Regions from separate parts of the Mus musculus genome. Here region 1 is linked to region 2. Evidence: chromatin contacts called from ENCODE POLR2A ChIA-PET data. All regions are on one chromosome and are shown on one strand. Each heading gives the region's core, a stretch centred on a gene start or an enhancer-like site at or near the end of the contact. The rest is flanking DNA. Distances are from core to core; before and after follow the strand shown. Region 1 holds the start of Ccnd3 (cyclin D3). Region 2 holds the start of Usp49 (ubiquitin specific peptidase 49).

The links. ChIA-PET counts read pairs that join two places held with the same protein, here RNA polymerase II (POLR2A).
Region 1: POLR2A ChIA-PET joins it to region 2 with 13 read pairs in Patski. The contact joins the promoter of Ccnd3 here to the promoter of Usp49 in region 2. POLR2A ChIA-PET finds 5 or more read pairs at or near these places in 3 of 5 experiments (Patski and embryonic stem cell).

What each region holds. Positions count from the first base shown.
Region 1 is chr17:47,591,865-47,595,601 of GRCm38, forward strand. Ccnd3 (cyclin D3) reads left to right here and starts at 1,603. Exons shown (of 5, transcript NM_007632.2): 1 at 1,603-1,988; 2 at 2,870-3,085. The coding sequence starts at 1,791.
Region 2 is chr17:47,628,818-47,632,570 of GRCm38, forward strand. Usp49 (ubiquitin specific peptidase 49) reads left to right here and starts at 1,873. Exons shown (of 7, transcript NM_198421.2): 1 at 1,873-2,098. The region is part of intron 3 of Gm20517 (predicted gene 20517); the gene reads left to right.

The DNA.
Region 1 (3,737 bases), core at 353-2,852, 37 kb before region 2:
CAGTGTGTAGACTAGTGTGTAGATGGATCTCACTGCTTATATATTGTCCTGTGCTTTCCTGGGGCTCACTTGGGCTGAGCAGAGAGAGCAGTGTCTTAGTGGTGGGCTTTCTTCTTTCTTTCCCTCCTTTCCTCTTTCCTGCCTTCCTTATTACATCCTTTTTTCCCTTGATTTTTGTTTTTGAGACATAGTCTCATGATATTAGCTCCTCCTGACCTAGAACTCTTATTTAGACTAGGCTGGCTTTGAACTCAAAGAAATCTGCTTGCCTCTGTCTTCAAAGTGCTGGGATTAAAGGGGTGCTCTGTCATGCCTGTCTTCCTTCCTTCCTTCCTTCCTTCCTTCCTTCCTTCCTTCCTTGTTATTTGAGTCATCTGACATGGGTCTGGCTGGCCTGGAATTCTCCATGGGCTATTATCATTTGGTTTGCTTGGTTTTGTGATAAAATCTTATATAGCCCAGGCTGCTCCTGAACTCATTAGGAAGCAGACAGTGACCTTAATCTTCTGATCGTTTCTGGGTTCTGCAGTGCTGGGGATTGAGCCCTGGGCTCTGAGCATGCTAAGCAAGAGCTCTACCACCTGAGATATATCTGCAGCCCACCCCCTGCCACCGTGTGTGTGTGTGTGTGTGTGTGTGTGTGTGTGTGTGTGTGTGTGGAGAGAGAGAGAGAGAGAGAGAGAGAGACTCTAGGCAGGCCTTGAATTGTCTGTATAGTGGATAGTGGATCCTGGTGTTAAGCCAACACTTCCCTGGGTCTGAGATTACTGGCTTGCTCCACCACAGCCAGCACCAAATGGCTTTTTATATGCTGATTTTGACCAACACTGCTCACACCTCCGTTGGTGCAACGCAGTGTCCCATTCAGCAGACCTGAGAAACTGCATTTCTTCTTTTGCTTTTTATTTTCGTTGTGTATGTGCATGAAGGTGTGTGCGCACATGCTACATACAGCCTTGGTGTAGAAGTCAGAGGACAGCTTATGGGAGTTGCTCTCTTCTCTTCCATCATGTGGGTCCCAGGGATCACACTCAGGTTGCCAGACTTGATGCCAGGATAGTTTACCCTCTGAGCCATTGAATCGGACAGAAACTACATGCTCCCAGATGCTGCTGCAGATCTGCGCAATTCGTTAAAGTAGACGAGATTCTAAGTCAAGTTTCCCGACGGACCAACAATGAGATCTTTGCAGCTACTATTGTGCCTCAGTATCATGGTCTGCAAAATAAAGCCCAACTCGAGGCCATTCCTAGAAGCCACTTTAGGGTAGGAGTGACCCAACTATGTACAAAGTTATGACCACATTCCCTAGAGCAATGAAATATGACGTATACACGAAGGAATAACTTTTGGCGCCTAGTTCTTTCCTGGGTGGCTAGAATCGCGACGGGGCCCATTGATGGGGAAGAGGGCACCCTTCCAGAAAGTTCTCTCTACCCTCTTGGTCAGAAGGGACCCGAGGGCCCGGAAGCGTGCGGGCCGGAGCCCAGCGGACCAATGGGGCTGCGGGGAGGGAGGGAGGGTATAGCGCCCGCCAGCCCTTTCCGACTGCGGCCCCGCCCCTTAGAACGTTGTGACGTAGGAGCATTCCACGGTTGCTACATCGTCGCGAGGGGCGGGGCGCCTGTCAGGGAAGCGGTGCGCGCGGGTGGCGGGCGGGCTGGGGCTTCTCCGCACAGTGCCAGCGCCAGCGCCAGACCCGCCCGCACCCCGCGCTCTCCCTCACGCGCGTCGCTTCTCCTAGGACTCGCTAACCCGCACTCTTGCTCTCACCCGTGAGCCATCGCAGGATGGAGCTGCTGTGTTGCGAGGGCACCCGGCACGCGCCCCGGGCCGGGCCCGACCCGCGGCTGCTTGGGGACCAGCGTGTCCTGCAGAGTTTACTCCGCCTGGAGGAGCGCTACGTGCCGCGAGCCTCCTACTTCCAGTGCGTGCAAAAGGAGATCAAGCCGCACATGCGGAAGATGCTGGCATACTGGATGCTGGAGGTAAGGCCCGAACGGGTCCCCTCTCCTCACCCCACCCCCACCCCCGGCTCTGGGACAAATTGAACTTTCCCTGTCGGATCTTTGCGATCCCGACCACAATCTGCAAGATGCTTTGGCGGCCCAGACTACTGGGGCCTGGCCTTTTCACACAGGCGCCCTAAGCAGCTGCCTGCGTTCTGTCCCTTTCCTTTCCCCAATCCTGATCGGCTTCTTCTGTGATTTCCAGTCACTTGGCACTGTAACTAAACTTCACTTTGGGTCGGGAAAGCGGGCTAAGGGCCACTCTTTCCCCAGTGGCTTTCCTCGGTGTCTCCTGCTTCCTTCTTCACCCGGTGCTCTCTGGAGGGCGCGTTTGGAAAACCCTGGCCTCGGCCGCCTTAGCCCCAGAACTGGTTCCTGTGTCTATCGCGGGGTTCTGGCGGGGGAAACTGGTGGGTGGGGGTGGCGCAGGCTCGGTTCCGGTCCACAGGGAAATGAAAAGTGCGGGAGACCGCGGCAGGAGTTCCCTCCCTTCCCCCTGGGAGTGTGTGTGCAGTGGGTGGCGGTAATGAGGGTAAGGTCCCAATTCTCTCTAGGTGACCCTTCCGTCCCCCTTCCGCTCGCCGTGGGGGAGGGGAGTCTGGAATCCTTCGTGAGCATGGGCTTCTCTTTTACACCCCCTACTCCGGGGTGGGGAAGAGACCATGCAGAGGAAGTGGGGGGGTCACCTTGGGGAGGGCACATCCTCCTCGGTTATTGATACTTGTCGCTCTAAGTTTATCCCTTCTCGGTTTATTTTTTGCTTCGCATTCCACTCTCCCTCCACCCCCCACCCCCACTTCTCCACGCTGCCGTGTTTCACTTGGTCCTTCCCTAGCAATGACTCGTGCGCCCTCCCTCAGGTGTGTGAGGAGCAGCGCTGCGAGGAGGATGTCTTCCCTCTGGCTATGAACTACCTGGATCGCTACCTGTCCTGCGTCCCCACCCGAAAGGCGCAATTGCAGCTTCTAGGTACCGTCTGCCTGTTGCTGGCCTCCAAGCTGCGCGAAACCACGCCCCTGACTATTGAGAAGCTTTGCATCTATACGGACCAGGCTGTGGCTCCATGGCAGTTGCGGGTGCGTGCGGAATCCTCCCCCCCCCCCCCCGCCCCTCCACCAAACATACGATCGCCCTATGTACTAGTAAAAGAAAAGCCAAGCTCACTCCCTCACCCACCAACCCTCCCTTCGCCCCTGGCTGGTATTTTGGGACAAAGGCCTTGTAGTGTGGTCGTGGTGCTTCGGTTGCAAGCTTAAAACTAAATGAATCCCTTTCCTCTGGCCGCAGTGGGGTTCCACTCCTAACTCGCCCCCCCCCCCCCCAATAGCAACAAGTCCAATTGCGGGTCTATACACCAGTACTTTGCCTCTGGGTTTACACAGCCACCGTGAGTTATTTATTGGCAGCAGCAGGGCATGTCTGCACACCCCCACCGGAGTGGAATGTGCTTCACGTGGGGGAGGGGGCTGCCTTGCATGAGCCTTTATCCCCGTGTGGACTTTGTGATGGAAAAGCCTCCCGGAGCTGATTAAAGCCAGGCCCTGCTCGCTGGAAGGAAGCGCTGAGGTGTTTTCATCCCTTTCCCTCCTATCCCCGAAGACACCGCTCTTTTCTAAACCCTCCCTTTCTTGTCTTCCTTCTGAAAAACTCGAGCAGCTGCTCTGGGCCCGTGGAAGAGTTTCTCCCTTTGCTGCTCAGCCAAAGGCCAGAGCCGAGACAGACAGGGAG
Region 2 (3,753 bases), core at 623-3,122:
GGAAGCTTGCCTACCTTGCAAAGGGAGTCTTTCTGTTTCAAAATGGACCTTATCCCTCTCGGAAGTCCCTGGGGCTACTGCCATCTAGGTCTGATTTATTTCCCAGTCCCCATTTGGGGAGCGATGAACCTTTTTCCGTCCCGTCGAAGAGGATTTCATAAGACAGCTGAATGCCGCCTGAGTCATCCGTGGTAAAAGTCCACACGTACGTGTGTGTGTGTGTGTGTCAGGGCGCCAAGAGTAACTGTGTGTATGTGTGTGTTCTCTGGCTGCTGCTACACCGTAAAGAAAACGCAAAAAAAAAAAAAAAATACCCGGAAGTGGGAAAGGCCTCTTTGGAGCAGCGAGACGTGCAGAAGGTAAGCCGCAGGGTATGCAAAATTCCTTTACCTTTACAGATCGTAGGGGTGGGGGTGGGGCGCTCGGAAAAGTGCCTGGCCCTTTAAGGAGGAGGGCCAGACAGTAGACTCTGTACCTTTAAGAGCCTCTTTGTCTAGAAACCTTCTTCCGTACCTCAACCAAACTTTGCCGGTGACTCGCGCCGCGCCGCGCCGCGTCTTAGCCTCTCACACCGGCCCGCCACAGCCGCTGACCCGAAACTTGGTGCCCACGGCACAAACCTGCGTAAAGGGCGCGGGGCCCCAGGTCGCGGCCGGGAAGGTGCGCCGTTGGCGCATTGCGGGACCTGGGGGCGGGGCTCTGACAGGCGGGCCAATGGGCGATAAGGGGCGTGGTCCGCCTGCTCGTCTTGCGCCCGGGTGACAGCTCGCGCGTGCTGATGATGGCGGTAAATAGAGAGGGGAGGGAGCTGGGAAGGGGGCGGAGGGCCGGCGGAGCGGCCGAGGGGGCGGCCCGGGGGGCGTGAGGGGCCGCAGTGGCTGGGAGTTCGCGCAGATATTCGGAGGCGGGGACACGCGGCCCGGGCATGCCGGCCCTCCCCTTTTAAAGGAAAGGGAAAAAAAAAAAAATCCCCTCACACACCCGGTGAGGGGCGACAAAGGCGGCGTGCGCCTAGCGGGCGGGAGGAGCGGCGGCAGGGGGCGGGACCGCGACGCCGGCGGGCCCCGGGCGCCCGGGGCGGGGACGGCGGGCGGCGACAGCGAAGGCGCGAGTCCCGGCGCGCGGACGCTGCGTTTTGGCGGGGTGGGCGACGTCTGGGTTGTGAGGTGAAAGGTTTGAAGGGAGAGAGGGGAAGGCAGGCTGGGGCGGGGACGGAAGGGTTTGCTGAGTAGGAGATGAAGAGGATTAGGAGAGAAAGGGTTAGAAGCCGGAGAGTGGAGTGAGAAAGAAACCCAGGCTGGCCCCGGGATGAGGTTAGGAAGCCCGGGGCTGGGAAGAGGGATCCGGGGTCAGGGCTAGGAGCAGGGGTCTGGAAGAGGCAAGGCTTGGCAGGTGGGAGGTGTTGGGCCAGGGCCAGAAGAGTTGCAAGTGGAAGACAAGGAAGGAGCAGAGCCGGGGTAGTAGTTGGGAGTGGAGGAGAGTGATTAAGAGCCAGACGTGACAAGGGTGTGAACTAGTGCAGAGCTGGGGATGAGCTGAAGGGCTGGGAGCCGCTGGGGTGGGATCGACAAGGTGTGGGTCAGTAGCTGGTGAGGGGTGTAAATTCTGTAAAGTGAGGGAGACAGGAGACCTGGATCACAACCAGGTGGAATCAAGAATCGGACGTTAGTGGAAGGGCTAACGGGAAGCGAGCTGAGAGCTGGGCGTTAATAGGACAGTTCTGGGAGAAAAAGAAACAACGCTGAAAGGACGCTAGAAGCGGGGTGGAAGGAATGATGGTGAGCTGGGAAACTGGAGAATTGCTTGTCGAGGAGGTTCAGCAAGGTAAAGATAGTGGAGTCAAAAGATTGGCCGAAAGGCAACCCGAGGAGATGGGCCCTGGGAATTAAAGGATGGAATGGGGAGTGGGGAAAGAGAAAGGAGATTAAGGCAAGCTAGGGAAGTCCTGGTGGGTATAGAACTGGGGTGGGCTGCACAGGAGTGGGAAACGAATGTTTTGCCCTGAAGTGCCCCAGAAGGTCTGGAAGGGGCAGGGCACAAACGCTGTAGTGAAGGATCTGAAGTAGAGAGCCTTTGGTGCAGAAGATAAGGAACCATGGTGAGTGAAAGGGGACCTAGAAACAGGGGGAAAAGACTGAGAAGTGGGGGACCAGATGGGGGTGCAGCATAGGAGTTCTTTGTTAAGAGAAATGTGTATTGAATTTGTGAGTCCTTTTGTCCCTAATAGTAGGAAATTCCAGAAACCTTTTTCTCTCTTCAAGGAGTCTTGGATCCAGTTTCCATCTTTCGCCTGAAAATCCACTTTCATGTCCACTTTGAAAAGATGAGACCCATTTTTACTTGATTTTGTTCTTGTGGGATAGAAAAATTGGCAGCCTTGGGTGCTGAAAACCTCTTGGTTTCACTAATGTTGTGCTAAAGGGTAAATGAATTGTGTTTATTTACAATGTGCCTGTGGGATGTGGTAGTTGGGGTGGGTGGAGGAGCTGTTTTAGAGCTAACGACGCTGGCCAGGGCCAGGGCATCTCATTGAAGAGTACACCGTTGGGGAGAGAAAGACATGGTTCATTTGGTTTTTATTAATCAGACAGATTTCTGCCTAATTGTTTTCAGCAACTGAAGAATATGGAGAGAGAGAGAGAGAGAGAGAGAGAGAGAGAGAGAGAGAGAGAGAGAGAGAAAGAGAAATAACTAACCAGGGAAGTTTACTGAGCAGGAGTCTGAAGTCACTGCTCTAAGGGCGTTGAGTTCGTATGCTGCTTGCAGCTTTGTGTGGAACATTTTTCATGGGGTAATTTCTCCCCAGATCTTCAGACAGTGATGGAGAAAGGTTGACTGCAGAGCTGAGGAGAGTTTTAGAGCTGTGAACTCATCTTTTAGATTGCATAATGGCTTTATGAGTACCTTTTATGAAAAAACTTCTGTAAGATAAGATTGCAGTCCCTCTGCCTGTTGTATTGTATGATTGTGAATAGGAAGGGCATATTAATATTCTTTAGAACCCTTTGATTTGTAAGGCACATTTTTAATGAAAATAATTACATTTATTTGTATGTATGTGGAGCAGTTATGGAAGTCAGAGGACAACTTGTGGAAGTTGGCTCTTTCTTCGCATCATTTATGTACCGAGGATTGAACTCAGATAGTCAGGCTTGGCAGCAAGCTCTTTTACCCAATAAGCCATCTCTCTGGCACTATAAGACCATTTTGGAAATTAAAGGGAAGATGAGAATTTGGGGACAAATTTAAACTTATTCTTTATTGGTAGTGTGCTTTAGTGATTTTTCATTCTGAAGTGATTATATTTAATTAAGACAATTAATGAGTATTTTCTTCATATTTAATAATGTGAAAAGTAAAGTATAATTTCTTTTGGGGGGACAGGGGTACAAACTATTCTTGAATTGTTTTTAAATTTTATGTGTATGGGTGCTTTGCCTGCATGTATGTCTGTATACCACAGGCATGCCTGGTGTCTGCAGAGGGGCACTGCAGAAGCTGGAGTCAGATTCCCCAGGAACTAGAGTGACAGACGTTTGTGAGCTGTGTGGGGGTGCTAGGAATGTAGTGTGTGTCTTCTGAGAAGAGCAGCCAAGGGCTCTTACCAACTGAGCCATCTCTCCAGTCTTGTTCTCAAGGTTATTTCCTTGAGAACAACTACAACTACATTCAGATAAACAGTGCTACTGTTTCCCCTTGATGTCCTGAAGAGGTTGCAAGTGTTGCTGGCGGTGGAGCTTTTGTCTAGGGTGT